Linked DNA regions of Homo sapiens: region 1 is linked to region 2. A link is an interaction called in ENCODE POLR2A ChIA-PET data of the cell type or tissue named here. Cell type or tissue: HCT116. All regions are shown on one strand. Each heading gives the region's core, and the rest is flanking DNA. Links, peaks and the distances in the headings are about the cores only.

Region 1 (16,254 bases), core at 4,475-12,474, 83 kb after region 2:
CTCAGCTATTAAAACAGCTCTCCCTTCTTCCCACCTGCACAGCTCACACTCTCATCAGAGAACACAGTAAATACAGAGGCACATTGCATACTTAAAACTTGCATTTCTTTTTACACCATAGGATTTACAATTAGACACTGAAATGTAAGCCTAGAAAATACCATTTTGAAAATAAATCTTAAAAAGAACTTATTCCCTTGGCCCATAGATTATCTGTCTACTCCAATGTCTCTGCTAAAAGAAGTGCAGTTAGAACCCCATGAAAGTGCAAAATCAGTCAGAGCAGACCTTTGCACAGCAGGTTCTAATGCTACTAAAGGTACCAGGGACTAAACAAACAAACAACACACCAAAATACTAAAACACGCATTCCAGAATGTTAAAGAAAAATCCTTGTGAGGACAATTAACAGCCTCTATTCCAGGCGGCAAGGCCATGAACATTATGCATAAAGTCACCAGATGCCATTGATGTCTTTTTTGCCCTTGGATTTTAGGTGGCAAAGTGGAATTTGAGGGCATTTTTAAGTTAGTTATCTTATATCATAACTTAATCTTTCGAGGTCGTTTTCAGGAACAATGTGCAGGAAATGAGACACCCTAACTCATAAGTGCTACTTTCCTTTCCTTCTTAAAAAAAAAAAAAAAAAAAAAAAAAAGCATCTGAAGTCCTATCTCTCTTTCCCTTAAGTAACCTTGTTAATTGCAAAGGACATTTCCCAAGCAGATCATATGTGCAAGAATACAGATAAAACAAAAAAGACCAGGCAGGGCGCGGTGGCTCACGTCTGTAATCCCAGCACTTTGGGAGGCCAAGGTGGGCAGATCACGACGTCAGGAGATAGAGACCATCCTGACCAACGTGGTGAAACCTCGTCTCTAGTAAAAACACAAAAATTAGCTGGGTGTGGTGGTGTGTGCCTATAATCCAAGCTACTCTGGAGGCTGAGGTAGGAGAATAGCTTGAACCAGGGAGGGGGAGGTTGTAGTGAGCTGAGATCGCGCCACTGTGCTCCAGCCTGGTGACAGAGCAAGTCTCTGTCAAAACAAACAAACAAACAAACAAACAAACAAACACCAAACATATAATCAGGTCAATTGTGTGCATTAGGTAGAATTAGACTTAGGTCTTCATCTCATATACCAATAAAGATCTAGTGAAACCTAAGGCTGGTATTTCAAAGTTAACACAGTGCATTTACAAACTTCGTTTCTTTCAATGTCATATAAAGATTTAACAGTAACATTTATTTTCACATGTTTGGGTAATCTTCAGTCAAGAATTGACTAGGCACTGTTGCATAAATAAATATCTTGGGATAAATGATAAATGATAAACAGTTTATAAAACTATATTCCTGAACCACTACTTAAAGTTAGATACAAGGATGGCTCGTTGATGCTAATGGAAATTAAAACTATATGGTAAAGTACCCATTAAGCATACGTTTAACCATTTGTGTGGTTAAACGCATTGCACCTTGATCTGAATTCTTGCAGAATACATGAAGACTCATTATCATTACAAATACTACATATGCTGGGTCAGGGCCATCTGATGTCAATGAAGTGTGTGTAACTTTACGAATCCAGGTAAGGATTCTCTCCTGGACACATATTTTCCTTACATATGGGTATCATTTACTACTGAAATTGAAATATGTATGTCTTACTAATGCCTGAAAGATTAGGATCTTTCAAATCCTAATTGGCTGCTTTAACAAAGTTAAGAGTAGGAAAGTAAGTATATTTAGTACAGTCATAGATTAAATGAAAAGAAACAAGCTCCGAGTGAGGATTTAGACATCAGTGAATTATGTGAGATTTCCTACATACATTTGGTAGCACCTCTTTCAGTTGCTCAGTGCTCTTTTTAGCTTGTTTCTCAGTTTCATTTTCATTCCAAATAGTAAAGGTTACACAGTGAATTAATGTTCAAAATGTGTAAATATATCAAAATGCAAGTAAGTATTTATAGTAAAGTAAGAAGAAACGGAAGACGATACACAAACGACTAGGATGTGAACAGTGTAATCTTCCTTTTTCTCTTTCCAAATGGTAGCTTAAGATATTGAGACCCTATTTCATCATTAATGAAAAGGGATTTGAGAAATACTGAGATCAAAAACAAAACGGATCCTGAAATCCCAGGCTAACAGAGCACTGTGGGATTATATTTCCTACTTCTGACTAGACAGCTATACCCATGAGGTAACAGCTGAAGCTAGTGAAACACTGATTTACTGACTTGTAATGAATGTACCTCAATGTTGAGAAGTTTCTAAGCCTCCGTGTTTATCTTACATATAAGTAGATGATTTTATATGGCCAATTTAAGAGAGCTGTTGACATTCGAAATAATTTCCCCTGCATTGTTTAGATAAAGATCACTGTGGTGAATCATCTATGAAAAATTGTAACTGTAGTTAGACTTTATAGCAATATGTTTCTGAGAAATCTTACTCATTGACTAATCAATATACAGTCAGAATTAGAAAATAAAGATTTAAAAATAATACAGCCATTTTAGGCTAAATATATTTATTTATGCTTTTATTTTTTTGAGACGGAGTTTCACTCTTGTCCCCAGGCCGGAGTGCAATGTGCAATGGCAGCTCACTGCAACCTCTGCCTCCCAGGTTCAAGCGATTCTCCTGCCTCAGCCTCCTGAGTAGCTGGGATTACAGGCTAATTTTGTATTTTTAGTAGAGACGGGGTTTCACCATGTTGGCCAGGCTGGTCTTGAACTCCTGGCCTCAGGTGATCCGCCCGCCTAGGCCTCCCAAAGTGCTGGTATTGCAGGCATGAGCCACCATGCCTGGCCTAGGCTAAATATATTTATATTTAAATTGCTGTTTGCCATTTACCTCTGCCCATCTCATTGGAGTGAGTAAACAAGTTTGGGATGTTCTGATTGTATGTCCATTCTAATGACAGATAAATAAGCATCCAGTAAACTTATAATTATTGGGAGAAATACCATGTTTGTTTGATTTTGTGTTTGCTTTAATTCCACATTTTACAACTGGCTTTACAGTTATAAAGCACTTGCTGCCTTACTCTGAAGATCTAATGCAATCCAGTCCAAGACAGTAATAATAGAAGACTAATGCTTTCCATTTAAACTAATATTTTCTTTGGTCTTTGAAAATCCTCAAGGGGTAAACTATTTTAATTTAATAGCTTCAATCGATCTTCAAATATTCAGCAATATTAAAAGCAAAGGGAATCCTTTTTTTTAATCAGCCAAGTTAGAACTAAAATAAATGAAGATTTCATATCATGAGTTCAGGAAGCAAGGGAAAAGAAGAGTAAATAACTTCCGACAAATAACCTTCTTTGAACGAATGATAATATGTTAAGAGTCTTGCTCTTGAAAAACTGAAGCTCTTATAGTTTTATTGCATATTGGATCAGTTTAGTTATTTATCTAATCATTCATATATTTAAAACAATGAATAATCATCCTTAAATGATCTTTTATATTATTTGTTATAATGTTTCCTATTGCCTCAGGGGAAAAAATGCGAATTTTAAGAAATACAAAATTGCTAAGAAAAAAACTACTGGTGTAAAGTTTCAGCATTTTAATAACACACAGCTTTTATAGCCGATTCTCCCAAGCATTCCATTCCAAGGGTGCTTATTTCAATTCTAGGAAGTCAAGTGGCATACAGGATTAATATATAAATGCAGTCACATTATCTCTGAATTCTATTTTATTATATATTTATATCAAACATGGCCTTGATCATGTATAAGACTTTAACATTGGAGAAAAGCCTGAATTTCACTCAATTATACAAGAAACAAGCATAGTGTTGAAGAGGGTACTCAAGGGTGGTTGGCAGGTATGCTCTGAGGTCACATCAAACTAATTCTGTCTCTCACTTCTCTGTGAGTTTGAGCAAATCGACATCTAAAGCGAGAATTTTTTTCTCTACCAAATAGATTAAATAGCATATCTAATTCATATTACTGTTGTAAGATTTTATATTATTCATTTTAAGAACTTAGCACATGACAACACAAAATAAAGCATATTCTTATTTAGACAGTCAAGTGATTGAATTTGGACCTTTCCACTTTGCAGGTTTATTTACTGGATTTGAATGTAATTATCCCAAGTTATGCTGTCTCATATGGCAGTCCCTAGCTTTATATGATTATTGAGTACTTACAACAAGGCTAGTAAGAATTGATATGAGGTGCTGTAATTATAAAATATATATCAGATTTTGAAGATTAAATTTTTAAAAGGATATAAAATATCTCATTAATAATTTTACATTGATTAAATATTGAATGATAGTATACTGGATATATGAGGTTAAATGATATGTATAATTAAAATTAATTTCATCTTTTAAAAATAATCATAAATAAGGCAACTAGAAAATTAAAAATTACATATGTGACTTGCATTATATTTTCACTGGACACTGCTACTCTAGAGTATTTTCATAAGAAGAGCCCAGTGTACTTTGTAAAAGTGAAAGCTCCTGGCCCATGACTGAGATAAGCAGAGGAGAGCTGCGCTTCCTAAAAGCTCTGTTAGTGAATCTTTTGCAGGTAAGAATTTAAAAACTATTTCCCTAAGGCTGCATACATTAGGTACTGCCAAGAACCCATCCTCATCTGGATGTTCCAGCTAAAAGTCCTGAGAGATTTGGCTATTCCTACTTAGTGCCTAATGAGACTAGAATACAATACAAGAAAGGGGTGCCTATTAAACAGAGAGCAGTTCCTTTAGGCAAGCACTCAACCAAATGGTGAACATCAAGATTAAGGAGAATTTACAGACGTCTCATTTTTCAAGTTGAATGGAAGCTTGTGGGTCTTTCTTAATGCAGGGTGTAAACAGAACTCCAAAGAGAATGATTGGGAAGAAGGCACCCCACTCTGTAAGACCCTTTCTGATTCACTCTTGGAGATGTGTCTGTGTAAGGCACACAGCTGAGCTGTCAAAGGAGGGGAGAGAAGTCAAAACTCAAGGAAATCTCACTGTATAGCCATGCTCAGATGCCCTTGGTTGGGAGACCTTATCAGTGTCTTGGTGCCCTTTAGGAAATGACATGGCATAATGAAATATTTGGTTTCCTTGAGCAGTGGTTTGTAGTTCCCCTTGAAGAGTTCCTTCACTTCCCTAGTTAGCTGTATTCCTAGGTATTTTATTCTCTTTGTGGCAATTGTGAATGGGAGTTCACTCATGATTTGGGTTTCTGCTTGTCTGTTGTTGGTGTATAGGAATGCATGTGATTTCTGCACATTGATTTTGTATCTTGAGACTTTGCTAAAGTTGCTTATCAGCTTAAGAAGCTTTGGAGCTGAAATCATGGGGTTTTCTAGATATAGGATCATGTCATCAGTAAACAAAGACAATTTGGCTCCCTCTCTTCCTATTGGAATACCTTTATTTCTTTCTCTTGCCTAAGTGCCCTGTGCCGGAAGAGTGACCTCTTGAAGGGCTAGGGATAGTGGGTAGGAAGTGGACCTTGATAAGTGTTTTGAGCAGCACAAGACTGCCTTCCCCTGCTCCTCTCTACTTCTTCCTCCTTAATGTTCCATTCCTTCAGCAAGAGCTGTGACAAGGCATTGTAGGAGAAATTTTTGTGATAGAAGGCTGAGAAACATGTAGAAACACTGGGGGATACTAACCTTGAGAAGCAGAGGAACAATGGCACTTGAAGCTTAACTACCGTACTTCTTAAGTTTTTTTTTTTCTTATCAGTAGCTTTCATATGTGTTTATGTTTCATGCCCACCTATTTCCAATGTAGAGAGGAGGTGCCACTATTTTGAAAGGAGGGTTTCATGAAAAGATTGTCCTGGGTTTCATTATGAGGGAATTGGGGAGTAGAGCCCAAACCAAGAGAAACATCACCCTAGGGTTTTGAGCCACATGAGTTATGATCAAAAAGTAATATGTAAGATGTATCTAATCTTACAAAACAGATTCCGGTATTACAAATACAATGGTGGCACTTTCTTAAATAATCTAGCACTTAACCACTGTTAATTCATTTAATAAAGATTTCATTTATATGAATCTTTCATTTAATGAAAGATTTTGTTATATATGTATGTGTATATATATGCTGTATTTTATACATTTCAATATATTTATTTATAATGTAATGAAATTGTGGCTAAGATGAAGAAAAATTCTAAACAGATTTTTTTCTTTTCACACAAAGATAAACCCCTGACATCCAATAACTTAATATTCAACTTCTATCTTTTCACTCTTCCTAGAAAATATGAACTTTATCTTTCTCTTGAGAGCACAGATTGGAATAAAGTTGACTGCTTAATTGAGTTTCTTCGTCTTTCAAAGATCCTTTACTCCCAGAATTTCCTGAAAGCCGATTCACCGAATTCTAAGAAACTCATTCTATTTCACCAGAAAAGTGTAGAGCTCAAAGTAACTATGAAATTGCAACAAGAAATTCGGACAGAGGATGAACAGAATGATTTCTGTTCTTATCCATAAAGAAGAATGCTGACATCTTTGACATGACCACTTAAAAAGCTTCCCCAAAGAGGCCAGGCGCAGTGGCTCACACCTGTAATCCCAGCACTTTGGGAGGCCAGGGCGGGCGGATGGCCTGAGGTCAGGAGTTCAAGACCAGCCTGGCCAACATGGTGAAACCCCATCTTTACTAAAAGGACAAAAATTAGCTGGGCGTCATGGCGGGCACCTGTAATCCCAACTACTCGGGAGGCTGAGGCAGAAGAATCACTTGAACCTGGGAGGCGGAGGTTGCAGTGAGCCGCGATCACGTCACTGCACTCCAGCCTGGGTGACAGAGTGAGACTGTATCACAAAAAAAAAAAAAAAAAAACACTTCTTCAAATAAATACAAAAAATTAAAACAGGTAAGCCACATATCAACAAAAAAATTATCTATCTTAATGTGCTAGAGTTTCTAAGAAATACCCTACTCAATTAGAATAACTGCATCAATAATTTATTATATGAAATACTCTCTTCCTTCCAAATTAAGCAGTATATAAAAAAGCAATGAGCAATCCACAGTTATGTAGTTAATTTAGTGCAATACTTAGTGCAATACCTGCATTCCCAGCCATGCTTTTCTCCCTTCCTGTCCACCGATGCAGGCAGGGTCATTTGTCCTATCTGCCCTTTAGTGCTCACACAACTGTCATGCTATTGCAGATGGAGATGTGGTTTTTATCTTTGTGAATGTTGGCTGTCCTCAAATATATATGTATGGCAAAATGAACCACAATATCAAGAGCCTTCGATGCTCTTTTCAAAGCTATTGTTACAAACTTACGGGCAGTAACTGCTCATACTGGAACTGTAAGATAAATGTTTTAAATTCTATGAAGTATTCCATTTGTCTGCCAGTCTTCCAATGGCATCTCATGACACTTAGGGTAAAACCATGCACAACATAACCTCTTCTCTGAACTTTCTTCCTAACACTTCCTTTCTAATACTCCCATACTCCCCAACCCCTCTCCCACCATGCTGGTCTCCAGGACCAGGCTTCAAGTATCCCATACAGGTTTCTACCTGGATCTTCCTGTTCTCTCTGTGTGGTGAGATGCTCAATATTCACATGGTTTCCTCCCTCCTACAGTTTAGGTCTTTCTCAAACATCACCTTCTTATCAAGGCCTTTCTTGATAGCTAATTGCAGCCCTCACGGTCCTCAGAACTCCCTACATTGTCTCTGCATTTTTTTTCATAACATTTGCCACCATCTAAGTGTACACTTTGCTTATCAATGTCTTATTAATCATGCACATTTCTCTACTAGAATGTAAGCTCCCCGTGATAGCAGTGATTTTTAGCAAGGCTGTTCTTTCCCGTCCTAACACCTTGAGCACTGCCTGGCACAGAGCATGTACATATGCATTATATGAATGTTTGTTGCTTTCAGTCACTAATCTGATCACTCCAATCATTCTACAAGCTTTTATTGAGAGCCTACTATGTATGCAACGTTGGGTATTCAGTGATAAATTAGACAGTCCTTTTTCTTGAAAAGGTCACATAATTGCGGGAATAGGCATATAAAAATTTAATTGGAATGCAAAGTGATTAGTGTATGTCGAATGAAGACTAAAGGAAGGAGAACAACTCATTTGGCGTGGGAGGCAGGGAAAGCATTGCATAGGAAGTGACATTTGAGCTGAGTCATGAAATATGAGTGTGTTTCTGAGAAATGGAGAAGGATCAAAGGATGTTTCATACAGGCAAAAAGGAATGTACAAAGGCACACAGCTGATACAGGGGAAATCCTGTTGGGCAAATAGTAAATAGGCTAGGTATGGCTAGCATACCTGAGCAGGGCTAGGCAGAGTGCCTGCGAGGAAAGTCAGAAAATGCAGATTGATAATCATTTGCTAAGGGCCTTTCTGCCCTGCTCACGGTGTTCGCTTTATCCTATTGGTGCTACTGAAGGCTTTTACACACAGGAGCAACTTGGACAATCCAGAAAGCAAGATCTATTTTTTTGGAATAACTCTTAGGGCATCATGAAAGGTAGAACATTTGAGGATGAAGCCTAGAAAAAGGAGCAGAATGGGTGTGCAGCTACAGGGAGATAGTGAGTTTGACTTTGCACACATTACACATTGAGTCTTGTGCACAAATACAGAAACCAACTGTCATTTGAAAATAGAAGCTCTTTTGATAGGTGGTGACTGCTATAATAAGGAGTGTAACTCAATGGAAGCTTTGGGAATGTGACATTGAAAGGATGAAAAAGATGTAGAACTGTTTGGAGGTAGAAGTACCCCCTGGATATAGTGACAGCTGTTACTGTAAGCTCTGGGAGCAGAGCTTCCTACAAACAGTGGCACAGTAAGGCTGAAAGATCCAAGCCTCTCAGTCAGAGGAGACTTAGCAAAAAACAGTTGGAAAAGGAGATTAAGGCGTAGGCCAGAGAGTAGTGAGCTCACAGCCAAAAGGGAGATGAAGAAATAAATACGTACAAAGGAAGACTCCATTTTATGGTGGGAGAGAGCTGTGAAGAAGTTGGTACATGTTTAAGATGTTAGACATCTAAGCAAGAACTAATGGGGAGAGAGACTGAACAAAAGACAGGAAGAGAATGAGTAATGAAACAATGTTTTAGGAGAAATATAGGTAGTGGCGTAACATACAGGGATAACAAACAGCCTGAGCATTTTTTAAGTTGACACAAGCAAAATTTTCTTAACATGCACAGAAACATGAAAGATAAGAAGAGGTTGTACCGTATTCGGGGTGTCAGCACAATGTAATGGTTGAGACCAAGGTCTCTAGCATCAGACATTAAGGATTCAAGTTCCATTATTACCGTTTACTAAGTATATGACCTGAAGTTACTGAATCTGTATTTGTCTCAGTTTCCTCATCTTCCGGGTGGGTGCTATCATTTGGACATAGTTGGTTTGTCCCCACCAAATCTCATGTTGAAATTTGATCCCCCGTGTGGTGCTGTTGGGAGGTAAGGACTAGTGGGAGGTGTCTGGGTCATGAGGGAAGATCCCTCATGAACAGCGGGGTGCCATTCTTGAGGTAGTGAGTTCTTACACTCCCAAAACCAGACTGGTTCCCAAGGGAATGAATTAATTCCATCTAGAGTGGGTTGTTATAAAGCTTTCTTAGGTTTAGTCCCTCCTCACAGGTGCATGTTTCCACTTTGACCTCCGCCATATATTTTGTTTGTTGGTTGGTTGGTTGGTTTTTGAGACTGAGTCTCACTCTGTCACCAGGCTGGAGTGCAGTGGTGCGATATCGGCTCACTGCAACCTCCACCTCCTGGGTTCAAGTGATTCTCCTGCCTCAGCCTCCTGAGTAGATGGGACTACAGGTGCACGCCACCACACCCAGCTAATTTTTGTATTGGTAGTAGAAACGGGGTTTCACCATCTTGTTCAGGATGGTCTTGATCTCTTGACCTCCTGATCCTCCTTCCTCAGCCTCCCAAAGTGCTGGGATTACAGGTGTGAGCCACCGCACCTGGCCTCCACCATGTTTTAATGCAGTACAAAAGCCCTCATGAGAAGCCAAGGAGATAACAGTTCCATGCTTCCTGTACAGACTGTGGAACTGTGAGCCAAATACACCTCTTTTCTTCATCAATTACCCAGCCTCAGGTATTCCTGAGCAACAAAAAACAGACTAAGACAGTGGGGGATGGTAACCATTTTTTCTGCACAGGCTTGTTATGATAACTACAGGAGTCAATCTCCCCCTTGTAAAGCTCTCAGGACAGTGTCTGGGACTACTTTGTGGCTATAGAAGTATTTGTTGAGAAAACAGGAAGACAAAAATGTTTTGTGGACTCAGGCCTCAAGGCTAGAGGCCTCTCTTTTTTTTCTGTCAAGAGCAGATAGGAAGGACTACAAGGAGTTGAAATCTATGCAACTTTCAGGATCCAAAAAGAAGTTTGTTTATAACAGGGTTTTCCCTGTAAATTTCTCTCAATAAAAGCAATTATAAGGCAAGTCAAAATTGTGAGGAAGAAAGGGAGAGCACCATACTTATTCATAAACAGAGAAACATCTGTAATTTTTCAAACACTTGAGTTGTTTAAATTTCTAAGATCAAGCACATGTAAGTTTTATGCCCCTATTAATATTATAGGATGGCACGCATATGATGAGATACTCGGTGAGGTCTGTGACTAATCTTAAACGGACATAAGAAGCTCTGGAGTCAGCTAGCCCTAGGTTCCAACCCAGCTCTACATCTTAGCCACTGTATGATCTTTGAAAAGTTGTTAAACCCCAAACCTCAGTTTCTCCATCTGTGAATACAACCATAAAAATATTATCCATCAGCAGCATAAGGATGAAATGGCATAATCAGCCTACACACACCTTGCCTGGAGTCTGGCGTATAATAGATTCCCCATCAATGTGGACTTCCTTAAGCTCTATTATAAATAAAATTGTTTAAGCCATCTGAATATTGCCAAACAATTAGGTACACCCATCAAAAATCTTCACTGCCCATCTACTTGTTAAGCTATGTAATTAGATAATGTCAAAAAAAAAGTACATATAAGTTTCTAAAGGATTGACTTAAAATATTTAAATACCAAACTGAATTGAAGATAAAATATTGAAATCCTTTAGAAGGGTATCTGTGTGTCATATAGAAAATGATGAATCTCTTTGAATGTCTTACCTATTTCCCTGAATAGTATTATTGTGTGACCTTCATTTTTTTTACAGCAATAAAAGTACCTTGAGCCTGACAAGATTTATTGTTTCCAACTAATATTTCCTGTATTGGGTGTGAATTTAATTCACATTAAGGACTTACAATTTAGGACCTTTAATTCATAACTTTTGTAAGCATAGAAAACCTTGGACCCTAAACAATCTAAAATAAATTAATATATCATGCTTTCGGTAGAAGGGAAAATAATAAAGTGATACACTTCTGCTCATGTCCCTGGAGCTGCTTGATTATAACAACCTCTTTTCTTTTTCACTTGACAAATGACTTGGGAATTATCTGTATATTGTCTGATACAGAGCTAAACTTTTTTCAGGACATTTTCTAATGAGTCATGGTGGAGGCTAATAGTAACCTCTTCTACTACTTCCTCCTCCCTCCAGAAAAAACACACACACACACACACACACACACACCTAGTGTTTGCAGCAAATCTTGACAGTTTTGAATAGATAAGAAGAAGCTACCTGCTTCATAAAAATTTAGTTATCACATACCGCCCAACCTGACTACAATTGGAGAAGCGTGTGTATAGGGTTTCAATGTAACTTATAAAAATATATTTTAAAAGTATACAGTGCTGTTATGTCTGGTAGTTTCTATGATCAGTAACACTTATCTATAAAATCAAGGTTTTGTTGGTAAATTTCATAATATTCAAATCTAATTCATGCTTTATTTGAAGTTACAAATGTAATGTTTTTCTCTTCCAATATCATTCCATATTTATATGTGCAATGAAATCAGAAAGTACTGGTAATTATTTTTTTGGGAGGAATTCTTAAAAAAAGGCTCTATCACAATTCTTAAAATGCACTGCATATGTAATAAATGTTTATGTCTTCTTCATTCAAAATTAGAAGGTAAGCTTCACAAGAATAAGAACAGAGCTAAAAACAGTCAAGGGGTTTAATAAATATTTACTGAATGACAACCAGAGCCAAAAACATGTCTTTGCCATGGAAGCTTAGCCCAAATCTACCTTGAGCCCTGTGTCAAAAATCCAAAGGGTGTATAGCCCCTGAAATGCTACCTTATATGGCGTGCTACTGCTAGCCTTTGCACGTACTAAGTGCCTGCCTAAGAAATGACTCATTTTTGCCTATAATGCACCTTCATACATCAACTAAGCAATATGTGCAAGTTATGTGAAAATACACTTCTATGTTTCTTGCTAATTTAACCATATTGTCACTCAAGAAAATATGCTGTTCCCAGCTTACCACGACCATGTATATAAACTGAGGCATTTTCATTCTGGTTCCTTATCAAGAACAGAGAAAGTAGTAAAGGTTATCTCTCTTTTTACAGTTAGAGATACTTGAAGGGAAATGAGATATGTACCAGAAATAAAAAGACTCTGTATGGAGAAGTTAAGAGAAATACTCTGACCTTGTCTTTCATAGGCCCATTATTGTTTATAACGACTTAAAGGGTCTCCCAGGCATGATGCTGACATTTATGGTATTTTATCTCCCATACCAGCCACTGAGAACTCTTTCACTTTCATTAATATATTTTAATCAAAGATTCCTGGAATCTCAACACTTCTTATTCCTTTCAGGTCTTCCCAAAATCCATGACACCAAGTTCAAATGCTTCCGTGTTGAAGTCTAATATTTTTAACTGGGTTACAGTAATATGCCATTTACTTATTCCTTGCAGAATGAATTACCACTTATTTAAATATCTACAGTATATGTGGGGCTGATCTTTAGTTATAAAATCTGTCCCATTTTCCAGAGTTCTTTTTTTCTTTTTTTTCTTTTTCTTTCTTTTTTTTTTTTTTTTTTTGCCCCTACAGGTAAGAGGAAGATAGGACTGGATGTGTGAGTATCTGGGTTAAATTTCTGTCACAAACTTCTTTAGTCACCATTAATCACTGAGATTCTGACCTTCAGCAATGAAAGAAAACAATTTATAAAGTTTGCAAAAAAAAAAAAAAGTAAGAGTCCATATCTTCTAATACATACGTGCACTGTTAACATTCCTCACATTTAGATCAAAAGATAGCTTTGAAATTTTATTATTTTGAGAAGTAGAAATATTAAGGCTAAACTACTGAATTATAATGAAATTCTTTCAAGTTTCAGGTTCAGGGATAAAAAGAGGAGACACCAGGTAGCTGTCACTACTTCCTCACTCCTGGTATCACCTACTTGGGTGTGAGATGTGTTGGAAAAATCATCCATGAACCTGCTCCATCATGCCAAAGAAGCCAAGAAGGACCAGCCTGACCAACATGGTGAAACCCCGTCTCTACTAAAAATACGAAAAATTAGCTGGGCATGGTGGCAGGCACCTGTAATCTCAGCTACTCCGGAGGCTGAGGCAGGAGAATCGCTTGAACCCGCAGGCGGAAGTTGCAGTGAGCCGGGATCACGCCACTGCACTCCAGCCTGGGTGCGACAGAGTGAGACTCCATCTTGAAGGAAAAAAAAAGGGAAAGAAAGAAAAAAAGTAATAAAGAAAAGCAAAGTAAAGAAGCGTGGAAGAGTGGAAAGATAGGAACTACCTAGACATATTCTTTTTCAATGACAATCATGCTCTTTTAGTTTTTTATGTCTAAGATTATTTAGAGAAAAAATCTTATTCTACCCTAAAAACCATCATGGCAACAAGTTTACTATTTTGAAACAGGAGAAAATTCCATTTTAAAAATGACAGCGAATAGGAAGGACATTCCATGGTGAAAATATTTTCCTTACTTTCATTCTCAAAATATTTGTTAGGACTAAGGGGAAATATACAAGTAAATATTACTGGAAAAAATGTATAGCCCTATTAAAATATATTTATTAAGTTGAAATTCCTTCAAAATAAAATTGTCTAGCCAAAGGTGAAATCTACAATATCAGTTCCAAAGCATTATTAAGCACCTACAAAGCACAGTACCTAGCTCTGTGGAGGTCACAAAGATTAATAAACTTTTCAGAGACCATGCAAAATATATATATATACTCATATTTTAATACTGTCAAATTTAGGAACATCCACATAATATAATATTTGGATCCAATTATATAACCTATAAACTTTCCTTAAATCTATTCCCCAACTATGGCTATTTCACAGTTTTCTAAAAGATAATGATATAAGAAATATTTTCCAATGTGTTTTAGGATTTAAGGAATGCTTATACTTGGGAAACAGAAGAACTCTTTTGCTCGAAATATTTCTGAGATCTTTGATCCTATATCACTCCAATCAAAATAGCCTAGCAAAGGATATGTATTAAGTGTAATCACTTTTAAACATCAAAATGCCTCAGTAAAATTTTCACTGAGTTAAGCTCACTCAAATAAATATGCACAGCATTAATTTTACCACGTTACTTTGAAAGATTTTAATTTAAAGACAAAATTCCAAAAAGCTCATATCATACAAGGTTATAGAAGTTGGAAGTAGTTTTTAATTAAATGAGTTTGCACAGGTACAAAATCACCTGTGCACGATTCTCCAGCACTTTGAGGTAACAGTTTCAATATCTTAACATGGCCACAAAAAGTCTTTGAAATAAAAACCTAACTCATTTTATGGCCTCATTGTCCACTGCTTCTGCACCATAACACAGGACAATTTTTAGTCTTGCGTTTTTTTCCTTCCCTGCACCAAAAAGTACCTGCCTTTCCTTAACAACTCTGTAAATATCACCTATTCTGCAAGAACTTTCTACATCCTGGAAAAAAAAATAGTATTTCCATTCTCTATCATAGTACTTTATATATAAATGCTCCAAGTGTTATAATAGTTTGTTCATATGACTGTCTTTCGCGTTACACTTAAAGCTGCTTCGGGGTGGGCACCATTCATAACCATTTTTTGTATTCTCGGTACATGGGCCAGTACCTAGAATGCAGCATGTTCTCAGTAACTTGGTAAGTTAATGAATGCACATAATGGATAAGGGCATACAGTAGAAAGTGGCAAAAACAAATGCACTGTTTTATTATGGTGAGCAAACACAAAATATCTCTAGGAACTAATTTTCCTCCTCTCCAAATTTGCACCCAGGGTTAACTTTTCCCTCTGCGTATAGATGAACCTCGCCACAGACATCATTTCCTCACAGATTCACAGAGTTGAATGTTAGTTTGAGAGAGGGATTAATGGTTGAGTCTAGGTATCTAGACTCATATACACCTATTCTTTCCACTCTCACTCTCATTTATTGTGATCATGTTCTATGCCCAGGAGGTTGACCAATATGAACTGCAATCACAAGGTCCCTTGACCTCTGACTTATAGCAAGGTTAAGCCAATGAGAAATTGCTAGCCCATACTAAAAAGAGAGAAAAGAAACAGGATTTCCAGCCTTCAGGGCCACTTTGGACAGCCTTCTCCAAATTTCTCTGTTTTCATAATCTATTAACTTCTCCCTCTCTCTAGTGCTTTAGCCTAAAGGTGGAAGAGAGTGGGTACTACTCATTATAGATCAGAAATTCCCTAACATGGCATTATCTACATTCTATGCAGAATAAGTATATGTTGCAAGGAGCTGCCCAGTGCCTTATAGGAGGTTTAGCAACATCCCTGCCATCTACCCACTAGATATAAATACCTTTTGTATAGAAACTTGCAGATTACTTTCAGTTATTTACTCCCATTTAAGCTCCAGAACTGTGTAAATAGATGTTATTATAATCATTTTTACAGATTAGAAAATGAAACAGTTACAGCACCTAATAATCCTGCACCTAAAAATTCTACAAAGAAATGGTACATATGGAATTTTTAAAACCAAAATCATAATCTAATTTTCATTGTACTGCACTGGCCTTATAAACATTATTAAACTAAACTTCCTTTTATTACTATTTTCCTAAATGCCCGTGTTTTATCATCAGGATTCACTGGTTTCGGATAAAATACAAAAGTCATAGTGGAGTTCTCTGGGCATAACATGAAATGTAAGTGATACAGTCAATCATCTATTATCTCTTTTTCTTCCCCTTAGAAGAGCAGTGTTGCAGGCATATTGTATTGACAATTGGAATCCTTTTCAAAGATTATGTATTCTGAACCTCTTCTACAGAAAAAAGACCACC
Region 2 (16,254 bases), core at 5,479-13,478:
TAACTCATAGACACACACAGGCATGCACACATGCATATTGTTCATCCATGTTTTTTATATTTAACATCGCTGAAGATCTGTCCTGTGATACAGTGGTAAATCGGAGGGAAGAAGACTGAAAGTAACACGAAATGGGCAAAGGCCCTGAAAGGTCAGTCTGCCTATTCTGAGAATCAGTAAACACATGTTGTGATCTTACAGGTAATTTGCTCTTGTCTGTGGAAGTTGTCTCAACTTTAAGGTAGTTGAGCTAACATGTTTTCTCACTATGAATCTATGATTTCCCCAAGAGTGGTTTTTGGAGGGGAGAGGGAGGTCAGTGTTCTCTTACACACAAGCCCATGACTACCAAAAGGCCAAGTTTCATCCAACAGTATGCTCTCTTGGATGGCAGTTTTCCATACTGACATTTAAATCATAAAAATAGACTTCCCTATGCTATTTTTCTCCACTGACAAACCACAAATAAGTGAATGTGTTTAGTTAGAATGGAATGTTAAAGGCCATAAGTGTTATTAACAAGGAAAAAATATTGAAGCATCTTCATGTTTAAATCTATAAAGAAACAAGCATGATTTCTCTAAAGGGTTCAACCTCAATAGTGTGCTTTTCCATTTTATAATTAGTAATAAGAATAGGTCTTGAGGAAAGAAAATAGTATTTCCAAAGCCCCACCGTCAGGGCCAGTTGATCACCTAGCTAGGATAGTACAATTTTAATTGCATACTTAGGTCATTGGCTGTAAGTACTGATAAGCTGTTACCATGAAACATCCTAAAATCAATAAAGAAAATGTTAGAAGGAGAGGAGAGTTGTAAATGGAAATGTTAAGAGATTCTTAACTATGCTGTCTTAAATGCTACTGTTGGAATACAAACTGAACTTTAAGCATGATTTGGCAGGACTATGAAAAGAAAGACCTCTGAACCACAGCACTTATTTTCAATTGTACTGAAAGCTAGCAGTCTTGTGTTTATGCCAGACTAATTTAGTCAAGAGTAAAAGTATTCATTTAGGCACACAGCCCTCATTGCATCTGTCCTCATCTGATAAATAAAAACTAAATGAAAAAGGAAGGAATGTTCTTTGCTATAGAAAATTTTTTAAATACTCAAAATCACCATTTAGTATGCCATGCTGTATGCCAGCACTGTGGTAAATACATATTAAAATTATAATTTTGCAGAGAATCACCTGATGACATATTACCTCAACTATTTTTGTTTTCCTACTGAATTACCTAATTGTTTACACAGAGTACCTTAAATTTTAAAATATATTTTTGTTTGCTACCTAGTCAAAGTTTAGCTACATGCAAAGTTTTAGGCTCTAGCAAAGATTTCAGATTGCCGATGCTATCTTCATTAAAACTATTTCAGAAAGAAGTTAGTCCAGAGAAGGGAATGTGATTGCACAACTGCATAAACTTGTGCTTATAGTGTATACAAATAATCTATTTATATGGGTAATCCATTTACATAAATAATCCAATCCATCTTCATATACATTAAAGACAGAGAAGGCATATATCAAGGCAATTCATTAAATATATATTAATAGCTGCAAAATGAAAAAGTTTAGACTTTTCTCTTGAAAATCGTTTTATAGTTAATAGTCTACCTTTATTCGTGTCAACTCTAAACCCTAGGTTCACACTGATATATTACTAGGTTTAGAGATTCAACAGTAGTACCAATATGAACAAAGTAATAAAGGAAGAGTGCTAGTGAGGAAAGAGCAAGGAAATAAGATAAGATTGAAAAGCTGTGGTAAAATATATAATTCTCTAAAATGAAATAAAAATCATACTGCAATTTGTTTATAACACTTTACATTATTAAAATCCACTATAAAATTAACTTAAAATTATGATTTCAGCAAAAGTCAACTAAAAATTTCTATCATTCTTTTTTAAAAAAAAGTTTCACTAAACTATCTATCTTATGTATGAAAAAATTCCATGTTCACTTGGTTGGCTGAAGAAGTAATAATTTAACTGTATACTATTCACATTGCATTGTGCCTTTGTCTATGTGAAGGCAAACAAACATTTTGGCAAGTCAGACATTAATGCATGTGGATGTGGGCAACAGTTCCTTCACAGGACAGCTGGGTGAGTCCTGCAAAGACGTTTCAGCCAAATGTTTATTCTAAAGCCTTCTGGTGTGAAGCACAAAGGGAGGCCTGCAACACAACTAGTTTGAATCAGCCCTCTAATGCAGAAAGCTAACACTACTCATAGTGGATTCTCACTCACACATTCCTTGAGCTACAGGGTGTAAATCTGCATCTGTCTTCTGTCAATCCACCACATAAAAAAGAGGTAAAAGCACAAAATCTGATAGTAGCATTATAAATTATGAATAAAGTTAAAACCTTTTTTAAAAAAATGCATTCTTTTTTTTTTACTTATTTATTTATTTATTGACAAGATCTCACTCTGTTGCCTAGGCTGGAGTACAGTGGTATGATCATAGCTCACTGCATCCTTGACCTCCTGGGCTCAAGTGCTCCTCCCACCTCAGCCTCCCAGGTAGCTGGAACTTCTTGAACATGCCACCATGCCCAGCTAATTTTTAATTTCTTGTAGAAATGAGGTCTTGTCATGTTGCCCAGGCTGGTCTCCAACTTCTGGCCTCAAGCAATCCTTCTGTCTCGGCCTTCCAAAATGCTGAGATTATAGTCATGAGCCACTGCCCCTGGCTGCATCCTGTCTGTTAAAAGCCTGATTTCTACACATAGAACTGGAGGCTAAACATACCTGGACATATGCATAGCAAATATTTTGAACAACAATAAAATGTAACTGCATATTTACCTTAGAAACAATAGTTCTCAACAGGCAATTCTTTTTAGTTGATATTTGACAATGTCTGGAAATACTTTTGATCCTCACAACTTGGGTGGCACTATTGGAACCTAATAAGTAGACACCAAGGATGCTGTTAAACACTTTATCCTGCACAGGACAGCTACCCACAAGTAATAATTGTCTTAGTCCATTTTGTGTTACTATAACATAATACCACAGACCGGGCAGTTTATTTAAAAAAAAAAAAAACTCACAGTTCTGGAGTCTGGAAAGTATAACATCAAGTTGCCAGCATCTGGTGCGGGCCTTCTTGCTGTGTCTTCCCATGAAAGGAAGAAGAAGGGTAAGAGAGTACAAGAGAGGGGGAGCAAGGAGGCCAGATTCATCCTTTTATCAGAAATCCACTATTCTAATAACTAATCCACTGCCTCCTGTGATAGCAACATGAATCCATTCATGAGGGCAATGCCCTCATGACCTAATCACCTCTTAAAGGCCTCAACTATCAACACTGTTGCATTGAACTTTGGGGACACATTCAAACCGTAGCAAGAATTGTCTGATCCAAAATATCAATAGTGCCAACATTGGGAAACCCTGGTATAGATATATTCAGACCATGTTTTAGTTATAGCTATCACTATAAGTAAAATTTTAATGTATGGATAAATAGTGTAGCTGCTCATTAGACTACCATTATTACCATTAGACTACCATTATTAGACTACCAATAATTCCAAGATGAAAATTCAGTTTCAAAAATTCAAAATTTCTTAAGCACTTTTTACATAGTATTGAGTTAATCAATTTCTAGTTTCACAGCATTCAAATAAGAATAGAGAGGCCAAGTGTGGTGGTTTACACCTGTAATCCCAACACTTTGGGAGGCAGCTGCAGGAGGATCACTTGAGGTCAGGAGTTCAAGACCAGCCTGGGCAATGTAATGTTACTCTGTCTCTAAAAGTTTTTAAAATTAACCTGGTGGCACACACTTGTAGTCTCAGCTACTTGGGAGGCTAAGGAGTGAGGATGGCTTGAGTCCAGGAGTTTGAGTTTGTAGTGAGCTGTGACTGCACCACTGCATACTCCAGCCTGGATGACAGAAGTAGACCTTGTCTTCAAAAAGACAAAGAGAGAATACACAGTAAACCATCCTATTTCCTATTGCGTTGTAACTTTACACCAAATTTACACCAACTTAAAAACATGTGTTTTTAAGTTTCAAGCACACCACAATGTAAGTGGTATAATTCCATAACAAATTCACATAATATTTAGATGTATTATAAGGTTGGGTTGGTTTTACTAGAACTGGAACTTCAACTCCACAAGTTAAAACATATAAATGCATACTAAGCAAATTTCCTACAAATTTTCCAAGTTATGCTTCCATATCAAAATAAACATCTCACACTAACATTAGAAATAAATGTAAGAGAGAATATTTCCATCAAATACAACATCTGAAAAGGCTAAAACCTCCTGTTAAAAATACCAATGTCCTTTTAATGTGTTTCACCTTTTCAAACCACTGTGTAATAAGACCCTCAAATTAAGTAGATTGAATTTTAGCTTAGATAAACTAATAGCACAATTAGAGCACCGCATAATTCACCATTACTGCTCCAAAGGAAATCACTTAAGTATTTAAGCTCTTTAGAATAACTTCACTGATAAAGGAATGACAAAACTCCCCTGAAGATTAGTGGTTTTGGTGTCAGTGGAAGGGGAAAGAAGGAAAAGAAAACTAAAACCAAAACAAAACTCCCTTCTTATTCAAAGATGCACTTTTGATGGACAAAATCATACACAGATTTTCAAAGACTTCTGGTGTATTGCTCACCTCCGTCCCCCTCAAAATGTAGAAAAGAGATGGCATGGCTAGCCCACCTGATTTTAACCCTGTGGAATGTAATTAGAAGGGTTAAACCTTAGTGATCACATACATTAATCTGCTCTCTTTCCAATATCTACCACAGCCCCTCAAGTTTATTTCATTAATATGCAGATTGCAGTATGCTCAAATTCCTTTTGAAACAAAGATGGCTATATCTACAGCAAAACATATACATGTTTGTAAATAATGTGGTTTGTGTGAATAATTGATTTGGAGGAGGAGATTTACGATTATTTCTTTCCATAAATTTTTTCTAACCACCTTAACTCTGTACCTACCTTAGAAATGACTATAGAAGCTGTTCCTTGAAAAAGCTAGAAAAGCTCCAAGTATGAAAAAGAAAGCAGGCAACAGAAGTATGTGGAAGTCGATACTAACTTAGAATCCACAGAGTTCACAGAGGATTGACTTAAAAAGCAAATATCTGAAGAGCTAATTTTTCTGGTAATTATAGCTAAGTATACAAGAAAAAAATTTAAATTGCTGATTATACTATTTGTTATTTCCACAGTGACAATTTTGCAATTTTGCAATGATAAGATGAGTTTTTATTTGTTTGTTTAGTAACATTACATGACACAGGAAAACTCTTAGTTTGGGATCGTATTGTTGATGCTTACTTCCTATATATTTATTTAACAGGAGTTAACAGAAACATCTGCATGCCACATACAAGAACATAGTGCTTGTGAAGCATCCACAGGTAGCAGGTAGCAATAACCTCAGAATAAGCCACTTATGTAAATAATCTGACATTCTCAACTTTTCAGCTAAGAAACTCCCTGGACGCTGGAAGCAAGAGAACCATACAGTGCAAGTAATTTGTAATAGGAAACAGAATTTGATTGTCAAGATCATGACATTTGCTCCTTGTTACTATGACTTTTTTTTCTTTTATTTTTTATTTTTATTTTATTTTTTTACCAGTGAAACCCACAGAGAAATCATCACTGTGGATGTACTCCTGAGGTTTTGAAAGAATTTTAAATGCCTAGGCACAGTGAAGTCATTTATGTCTGTAAGAGAAAGTGCAGTCCATGTAAACTTAAATAGATTTTCGTACTGATAAGAAGAGGCCATCCAAATCTTGATGAAAAGGTAAATTGCAATCTCAGCCCAAATGTACCACAAAAAAAAATCTAGGTAGTGCAAGAGCAAGTTTGTTATTTAAAAGTGTTAAAATTAGTTCAGATAGATGTTTGGTTTTTTGTTTGCTTTATGTCTAATAGCAAACACACTGACAAAGTAAAGACAGAAATCAGAAAATGTGACAGACTTTGCAAGTAATCGCTACATCCTCAACTGGAAACATTATGTCTATTTTCTTTAAAGTTCTATATTCCAGGCCAGGCGGAGTGGCTCACGCCTGTAATCCCAGCACTTTGGGAGGCCAAGGTGGGCAGATTACTTGAGGTAGAGAGTTCAAGACCAGCCTGGCCAACATGGCGAAACCCTGTCTCTACTAATAACTGAAAAATTAGCAGGGCGCACAACTGTAGTCCCAGCTACTCCAGCGGCAGAGGCAGGAGAATCACTTGAGTCCGGGAGGTGGAGATTACAATGAGCCCAGATTGCACCACTGCACTCCACCCTGGGCAACAGAGTGAGACTCTGCCTGTAAATAAATAAATAAATAATAAAGTTCTATATTCGAAAGATGGAATGTGAAGAAGTGTCCAAAAAAAAGATTCGTAGAAATAAGATAAAATATATAGCTCAACTGACACTTATAAACTGTTCCCTAACTATGCTCAAATTATAAAAAAAAAAAAAAAAGTCATTTGTTTATTCAATAACATTGAGGCCCTACCATATGCCGGTAGTAATTGCTAGGGTTGCGGCATTGCATAAGACAGACGCTGTTTCTTCTCTTATAGAATGATAAGCAGGACTTGATGGAAAACAATAGAATAAGTAGACAAATATCAGAGAGTAGTAAGCACTACTGTGAGCAAAATAAAAGAGTGCTATAAAAATTACTGCAGGTACTCTATCCAACGTGCCCCCTGCTGCTGTCCCTCTCGTGGTTCCTCCTCCATATAACCTTCACAGTGGTCTGTTAAACCGTAAATCTTATCTTGTAGCTTCCCTGCTAAAGTTCTTTCAATGCCTCCTACAGAATATAAGCTAATACCTATGGTGTTCCAGATCCTTCACAACCTGCCTTCCCCACCTGTTCACATTCCAACCTCACCTTCCACACTAAGTGTAATCATATCACATCATGTATAACTTTCATCATTAATTCACACATCCATCCAATCCATCCACTCACTGAATACAGTATTTATTGAGATACCTATATGTTCTGGGGATATAATAATGCATATAAATATTTTTGGTCCTTTCCACTATAAGCACTTAAAATGTGGTGTAGAAGACAGATACTAATCCAGTTCCATGAGACTGCCAATTTCAAATGTGAAAAGTGCTTCAAAAGAGAACATGATATCAATAAAATTCATAAAAAGATATGAACCCCAGAGAAAATGATGACTGGGCATTTATTCAAATTTATCTTACTATGTTCCAGTTATGTATTTCTATGCATTCGGTTAATTTGTGTGCTCCTTAATAAGTTATTTCTGGGTGCCCAACCCCATATACAGAGCACCATATAAAATATTACAAGTAATAAAGAAATTATTTCCAATAAATTTATACCTCTGCCTATCATATTGTAGATAGCTGGAACTGATACTAAGAGCAGAGGTGGAAGACTTGAGCCCAGATTTTATTAATGTCAAATATGTTTTCCACATCAGATTCTCCTCTCATCCTCATACCCAGCTCATGGGACCAACGGTCTTTGTCTTTCTTCCTTCCACTTTCTCTGAAATTATGTTCTCAGACTCAACATTCCTAAAAAAATATATAATATTAACCTGCTGACACCTATTCTAGTGGTAAGGGTCTTAAATGTATAAACCAGAGGATTATCTGTCTCAATGGACAACTCAGGAGAATATTAAATTTGATTTTCAGTTTTTAGGGTGGTAACATCCCCTTTGTAACTACACTATCCCCAGATATTAGCCAAGATGCACTGGAAATTATAAGGAGACAAAGATAAGTCAGGGTTAGATAACCCTGACCTTGCCCAGCATAGTACTTGTTTATATCCTTATATTCTAGGGTATATGTGTTATTTTACATTTTCACATATACAGGGGGGTAACTCCAAACCCACATTTACAGGGCAAACATTCAAGCTACCACCTATTTCCATCTATTTGTGCTTAATGCTTAAGGCTGAAAATGTTTCAAAGAGATCACAAAATCACATCACGTCAGAAAAACAAGTTTCTTAGAATGTCTGGAGGGTAATGCTTTAGATAGATTAAACTAAAACATCATATCAAAGAAGTTGCTGGACTGCAAAACATAATGTTCTTTTTAACTGAAAAGATAGAGCACAGAACTACAGAACAAGAATGGCAGAGATATTTAATTTTTTAATGTCTAAACAATTTAGTTCCTTGAACTCATTATATCAAGATGAAATTTGAGAAATCATTTCCCCTATAAAAACCTCCGGAAAAATATATTACTAGGAAGCAAATTGTGAAGTCTTAAGGTAAAATAAGTGACTTTTTTTCATTGTCTTTCTTTGTGACTGTCTTAATCTAAGGTTATTATCTTGAAAAGAACCAAATTATACTGAAAAATGAAGGTTTCTTTCTTCAATTTAATTCTGTTTCTTTTACAGAGTACATTAGAACTATGAAAAAGTATTTTTAGGCAGGTGCAGTGCTTCGAGATATATATATCAAGATCAGTTGCATTTATTTAAATTCCATAGTCTTACGTTTTAAGTGTATTTTTTAGTTGTCATTTAAAATGCTTTTGCAAAAGAATCGGAATTCCCAAAAACTGGGTCCTTATGCATGGCAGTGTTTCCTTGAATATGAGAAAGCAAACTCTTGGTTTTGCAGAAAAAAAAAAAGGGCCAAAGAAATTATATGAGAGCAACTGTACGTCCTTTTACAGCTAGAAGTTGGCTTTACACATTCCACGACTCATAAATAAACAGAAGAGTTCTGTGAACTATATGCAGATGGCTGGGTCTACACTGGGAGGCTTTTGTAATGACTTTGGTTTGCTTCCCTGTTTTGCCATCTCTTAAAATATCTGCAAAAAAAATTTTGTTCTGCTCCTCAGAAATAGGACAAGTAGAATCCTGTAACTTGAGAATTTGCCCTCTGCGTAGTTGGGGCTTTATAAAGCTTGGAGAAATCCATTTTTTTTCTCATTATTGTTTCTATAAAAATATCTACCCCCACAACTATCATAAAAATGCTTTATGTTTTAAATATTTATTGTTTTATTTTTAAAGGATAATACAATAACGGAAGTATGAGATAGATGAAGCTGCAAGGTGGTCAAGGGACGTAATAAGGCAAAGAGGGGAAAAATCCCACAAACCACATAAAGGAAGCGATGAGATCAGCCACTTAAGTAAGCGAGTTTAAGGTTACCACACTGGCACTGAGCTAAGGCATTCCTGCCAAGTCCAAATGAGAAAAGAAGTGGAAAGAATAAGGACATCCGACAGAGCAAGGCAGGGAGACAAGGCACCAAAGTCAAGTGGAAATGCTAAGACAGCAGTTTTGTGTCTTTTTTTTCTCCTACCTGATTATGGCACAGAAATCCTAGCAGGCAGATAAGGACATTAGATTAAAAAAAAAATAACTGAAAAGAAATGCATACCAATATTTATTATCATTTCAGTGGTGCAAATATTTTGTTCAACTACCCCTACTCCTCCAAACAGTTACAAAACCACACACACACACACACACACACACTCATCATCATTGCTACTGTCGCACTAATCATTTGCTTAGCTAATCATAAAGCCTCTTTCTCAACAGCAAAAGCCTAAGGGCTTTGGCAATGGAAAAAGTATTGGCATTTCTCTGATGTATATTCAAAAACCCATATTACAATTCTTAATTTAGCATGCATGAGTCAGCAATAGATATACTGTATCTTTAAAAAGACATGAAGGTTTCCAGTCAAGCCTTTTAAAGCTTTACAAATAACATTTCAAGAGGGTTGAGAATATAGACTAAGATAGCAGATGGCTTTTAGTACAATACTGCTCCAGGATCCTTTGATTTTATTACTTTTGCTTTTGATGGTGCTCTTTTCTGGTTTGTTTTGATGACTTTGTGGCCTAATGGACTGAAATCAGACAGTGAAGCTGAAAACCCTTAAGTCCTAATGACATAGAGTGACTTATTGGGTGACCTGGGGTAAGTGTTACATTTCTCTCATCACAGGTTCTATGGCAAAAAATAAAAATTACCGTGACCCCCATAAGGATGGGCCTAGGATGCCAATAATTATTATTCAACTTGCATAATACGAAATCATACTTGCTGCCACTTATTATTTCCATGAGCCAGACACTATTCCAGGTATTTAGCATATTTTGCAGCTTACACACAATAGCTATATAAAAACTATCGTTACTTCTGTTTTACATATGAAGAAATTAGGCCCAAGAAATTTGAGGACTGAACTTAAGTCAGCTTGACTACAAGTCCCCTTCTCATTCCTTTTGGCTATATTATCTCTACTAATGAATAATGATAATTCAGGTCCAAAATACTTAGTAATTATTAATTGGTTATGTACACACATATATATAGAGAGAGTATACTACATAATACATAGCAATTATTATATATAGCAATTGTGATTATTATATATACTACATATAACATAGATATATACTGTATATTTAATAATTATTAATTGGAGAAACAATATTATAAATTCAGGATGCCCTTTCATACTAGTGCTCTATTGTTACTTGATTTTACTCAGTCTCTGCCTACTAATGTAATACTTCAAAGTAAATACCTTAAAAAAAGAAGGATGGAAGGAAGGAAGGTAGGAAGAAAGTAGGGAGATGCTTTTCTCCCTATAGTCCATAAATTAGTTAGATTTTTCAACATGTGGATGAGTTGATTTCTAAGAAACGTTGGCCCCTGATCTGAGGGTATAGTCTTGGATGCTAGACTTTCTGCATTTAGTGGTTCTCAGTTGAACTATTTTCCCTGTAAATCACTGTTCTGCCACAGAAAATAAGATCCACAGTTCTTTCCACTTCCAGGATGTGCATAGAGAGAACCAATCTGAATCTTCACTAAAGAAAAAAAATACAAAGACGGAAAAAAAAGAAAAAGAATTCTTGGGCTGCCTGAGCTGCTCTAGCAAAGCCAGGGACTGGCTTCTTAATTGAGTGCTGTTTTTCTAGATAAGCTTTCTGATAGATCACTTCCACGTGGCTTAATGCATTGTCTATGTTTATTTTAAAAGGGGGAAAAAAAACCCTTTAAAATGTGTTTGAGAAACATTGATAAGTTAAGAACGAGGCAAGGGATTTGACTGGAATGATTACAGCCCCTTCTGAATGCTAAGGTGTCAAGAAAAGGCCTAATTTAAGTACATCTCCCAAGAGTTCATTCCAGAAAAGGAAGGATCTAGTCATTGAGTTAAAATAAAAAAAAAATGTATATCAAATTCCTAATTCCAGTGCCTGGGGAGAACCACATGCCTATGGTTTCTTTAAAAAATGTTTTATTTTTCATTTCATTTTGCCTGCCATTCATTCAGCAAGGGCCTCAAAGCACATTAGAACATTAATTTATAATATTTATGCATATGTAGCAGAATTCCCTAAGATTTTAAGGACTCACTTGCCAATGGAAAATAGGCCATATGGAGCACCCAGGCATTCTGTACACAACTGAAGTCGATTATCTCTCCTAGCCCCCAGCCCCAGCATGATGAAGAAGATATTTCGCTACAATATTTTGGAACTTAACATGCTCTTGTGGATTGCTAATGCCAAATTGGAACAGAATTGGTCTCATATAAGACATTAATGGATTCAAACACAATAATGTTATATATATATATATATAAAATATACATAATAAATATATATTTTTAAAATAATTGATTATATATATAAAATCAATTATTTTTAGAAATGTACTCTGTTTAGTGTCTTATATTAGAGTTTCATTTATAGAGACATTAATAATAGAGCGAGAGTTAATTTGTAAAATAAAGGTTTCCAGCTGGCAAGTCTGTTGCCTTCAACTTACAAAACATTGACTTTTCAGAGAATTCATGAAACTTTGTCGGTACGTAAAGGAAAAATTTATCAAACCTTTGCGTTTATTAACTCAAAAACAAATGAAACAGACAATGCCCATCCTCCCTCAAACACTCTACATACTCCCCTCTATTCTCGTTTTTTTTTCTCTATTTTCTATTTTGTTTTTAATTTCCTTCCTTATTTGTAACATAACCAACCTCTTAGGTGTCACAGTATGCCATTTTTTTTTTTTAATGACACAACACTCTCCTAGATAAAGTGGTAGGCAATTATCTCTGGAATGCTGCAGAAAAGAATTCCTTAAGCCTCTGGCTAGTTACAGAAGGGCTTACATTAATCATTCTCTCTCTGCATGCTTGTCTCCTCTTAGTAGTGTCCAATGTCAAATCAGACAGTCCATGCAGGGCCCTGGATAGAACGTTAAAAGGGCATTACCACACACTGCAGGTGGCCAGCAGGAACAAAGCCCTTAGCCCGGAGTAATTTTAATAATTTCTGCACAGGTCTAATCCAGTGCTTTGGTGCATATTTGCTCCTGAAATCTTTGTTACACTACTTATCATACAATCATTGATTCAATGTAAAAAAAAAATTAAAAAGACACAAGATGCAGTTCTTACACTCTTAACCACTCTAGACTTCGTGTATCTGTCATGTGGTACTCTCTTTTCAAAAATACTGACAACCAAAAGCTGGTTTCTCAATGTTCCATGTTTTATATGTGTCTCAAGGAGGAGCCTCAACTGTCCTACTGTGCTGGCCAGTACGGTTTAAAGTGAGTCGGTGATAATGAACTCTAAGGCACTCGGCTTGGCTGTTGAAATAAAACAATGAGTTACTCTGACAGTCATTCCAGGTCACAAGAATGTAAATGGGTGTATTCGTGGTGGGATTTTCATCTCTTGTGTTGGAAATCTGCAGATATTATAATCCTATTTTGGAATGATCTGAACCAGCTAGAGTGAGATTTTTTTTTTCATTATGATAACCTCCAGGCTACAGGTTTTTATCATAACATTATTTTACTCCTAGATCTCCTGGTCATGTTTTCAAAACTATTCCTCTTTGCAATAAAACTTTCAGGAGAGAAATTTAAATTTTCATAAGCCACAGTAAATGTTGCTATGAAAAAATTTGCCAACATATACAATCTCCTGGGCAGCATTGGTTATTCTTTATAAAGCAACTTAGGGGATTTCCATAAAATGATAATACCTTCTCCTACACTTTCTATTTATTCCACACTGCTTTATTTTAAACTATGTTTTTTCTTGCCAAAGACAACATTCAGATTGTTAGTTACGTGGTTTTCTATTTCATATGGTCACTTCCTCCTGTGGATCCTTGCAGCTATTCTCTCACAGCACTTAATACATTTGGTCTTGTATGCAAACATTTTATTCCCATTGTCACTAGTAAACTGTGCACTCTGTAAGGGTATAGACTACATCTTATTTATCTTGTTTATTTCTGTGCCACTCATAATGCCTTATAAATAATAAATGCTCAATAACATAATGAAATGAATCAAATAAGTCAGTACTTACAACATCTTCATGTTTTGCCCTCTCCATTAGCTATCCAAGTCAACCAAATATGGATTACATAACATGGTGAATTAAAGCTGAAAATAAATTAGCACTGCTAACATCTTCAATCTCTTTGTTTTGGTCCAACAAGTATCTGAATCACCAGATATGAATTATCTAAGGTAAGGTAGTAAAGTAGGGATTAAAATAATATAGCAGTGTTTCATGCTAAATAAGGCTTCTTTTTCATATGTTGTGATTTTATTGCCTATGTCTTATTTGGAACAATACTTAGTGCAAGAAAAACACCTTAATTTAATGCCTCCCTCCTCCTCCTCCCATTTTAAAAAATGTTCAGCATGCATTCATATTTATGGATCCATTTAGTAATTACATCATCTCTGGAAGTAGGTAGAAGGGATATTATTAGCCCCACTTTACAGATGGTGAAATATACATAATGGCTGTGAGCGGCCCAAAGTTACATGTTTTCAACTGATAGAATCATCATTAAAATGTCCAAGCCCTGGGCTTGTGCTCCTACTATGCCCTCTCTTCCAGTCTTTGCCATACAGTCTCTCTGATGAGACCTCCATATGATTGGATCTCTCAGCTCAGCAGTCCCCAGCCTTTTTGGCATCAGGGACCCGGTTTCCTGGAAGACAATTTTTCCTCGAACGAAGGCTGGTGGGTGGGAGATGGCTTTTGGATGAAGCTCTTTTACCTCAGATCATCAGGCATTAGTTAGATTCTCAGAAAGACCATGCCACCTAGATCCTTCACATGAGCAGTTCACAATAGGTTTCACACTCCTGTGAAAATCTAATGCCACCGCTCGTCTGGCAGGAGACAGAGCTCAGGCAGTAATGCTCGCTTGCCTGTGCTCACCTCCTGCTGTGTGGCCCGGTTACTAACAGGCCATGAACCTGGACCGGTTCGTGGCCCGGGGGTTGGGATCCCTGTCTCAATCTGCTGACTCTGCGCTCCCGGGAATGACTTTATTATTCTTACTAATACAATTATTACGAATTTTCCCTCATACTGCCTAGCATATGGCACACAGCAAACCCCAGAAGATGTGCATTAAATTTGTTTAAGGTGTAACAACCGACAAATTCAGCTACCTCTCCCATCCTTCTGGTTTATTATTATATATGGCTCTCCTATTCTCACTTTATTGCATACACATGTATTTACATTTATAGCAATTTTATTGATGAATATATATGTGTGTGTGTGTATATATATACACATATATATATATATAACACCAATGTTTATAAAGTTCAAATTTCTTCAAGATAAATTAGGACAGTGGAAAAATATTGCTTTGTGTCATTTTATCAGATCTCTCCAGAAAATTTTGCTGTATAAATCTAATACATAATAAATAACATACCTTGAACAAGGGAACATCCTCAGACATATGACTATGCAAAGGGAAAAAGCTGATTTTTGCTTGTTTACACAAATGTCTTGGAAGAGACTCAGGTTTTTTTTTTTTTTACTTTCATCTCTATTAGTTGAAAACTGAAATGAACATTTTTACCAAAGACCATCAAACATAATTCTGTTCAACAAGCACTTACTGAAAGCTAACCATGTACCAGACAGTGTGTCATAGTTGGGGAACAGACACATTTAAGAAGACATTATCTCAAATAAGCAGGAGAGTGAAGTGGTTCAAAGCACCTCAGTTTAAAATCCTGGCTCTCTAATGCAACAGCCGTGTGACGTTGGCAAGTTAACCCTTCTATGCCTCAATTTCCTCTTCTACAAAATGTTGATAATAATTGTATCTGATATATTGCTTTATCGTGATGAGCAGGAGCAATGATACAATTTATGAGGCCTCGTGCAAAAGGAAAAAGCAGGGCCCTTTGTTCAAAAATTATTAAGAATTTCAAGATGGTAACAGCAAACCATTAAACCAAGTGGGGATCTTTCTCAGTGCAAGGTCCTGTGTGACTTTCTAGGCCAGTGCCCTAGAAGTGGGCCCTGGTGATAAGTAAATGATTACTACCTGTGAAGCAGTTGGAAAAGTGCCTGGCACATGGTGTTATATGTTTTAGCTTTTGTTATCAAAGAGCTTATGACTTCACTGAACACGTAAGAAATATAAAGGAAAATGGCACATTTTTAAAGATTCTGGGTAGATCTAAATTTCTAATGACCTCTAAAGTTTGCAACAATGTTCTTAGCTACACTGGATTTGGGATCCTATCAGCAAAATGCACCACCTCTTACTTATTTGACAGACAACTCTCTTGTCCTTCCTTCATACAAAGTGTTCAGAATGTTCTTTCCGTCATCTTTATACAACATTTATATGACATTTTCCATTTGATTATCTGCGTAATTTCTGTCTCATCATGGCACATAGTGCATGTAACAACGCAGTTTCTTAAGCGATTCAAGTTCTGATCTCTCTCGTGTTCAGATGTAAAGTACTTTCCTTGTATTGTTAATTTTCTACATTTTCTCCCTGATATACAATCCTTAGCTGCACCTTTGTGCAGAATAAAGACTCTCCTCCCAAAGATGCCCACATCCTTACCCATGTACCCTATGAATATACTATGTTATGTGGTGGCAGGGGGTGGGGATGGGACTAAGACGACAGCTGGAATTAAGGATGCTAACCAGATGATTTTAAAATAGAAGATTATCTTGGTTTATCTAAGTGGGCCAATGTAATCACAAGGGCTCTTATATGTGGAAGCAGAAGGCGGAAGAGTCAGTGTCAGAGTGATAAGAATTTGAGACTCCCATGACCAGCCACTGCTGACTTTGAAGATGGAAGGGGACTGTAAGCCAAGGAATACAGCCAATGTCTAGAAGCTGAAAGAGGCAAGAAAACATATCCTCCCCTAGAGCC

Evidence for each region. Peaks named below come from ENCODE experiments on the same cell type or tissue, not always from the same donor. Only the 100,000 strongest peaks of a DNase experiment are listed, where the experiment ranks them.
Region 1: POLR2A ChIA-PET joins it to region 2 with 17 read pairs; 3 of 35 experiments call an interaction of 5 or more read pairs at or near these places.

Annotation. Positions count from the first base shown.
Region 1 is chr4:30,749,530-30,765,783 of GRCh38, reverse strand. All of the region lies in intron 1 of PCDH7 (protocadherin 7), which reads right to left. Among named protein-coding and RNA genes, the nearest start is that of PCDH7, 37 kb to the right of the region's middle. RefSeq lists an enhancer at 7,648-8,847. In HCT116, for the core only: no CTCF peak of the experiment used is centred there; DNase peaks (open chromatin) are centred at 8,193, 11,573 and 12,253; H3K27ac peaks cover 8,000 bases.
Region 2 is chr4:30,833,293-30,849,546 of GRCh38, reverse strand. All of the region lies in intron 1 of PCDH7 (protocadherin 7), which reads right to left. Among named protein-coding and RNA genes, the nearest start is that of PCDH7, 120 kb to the right of the region's middle. RefSeq lists an enhancer at 11,895-12,455. In HCT116, for the core only: no CTCF peak of the experiment used is centred there; DNase peaks (open chromatin) are centred at 9,186, 9,548 and 12,176; H3K4me3 peaks cover 2,507 bases; H3K27ac peaks cover 8,000 bases.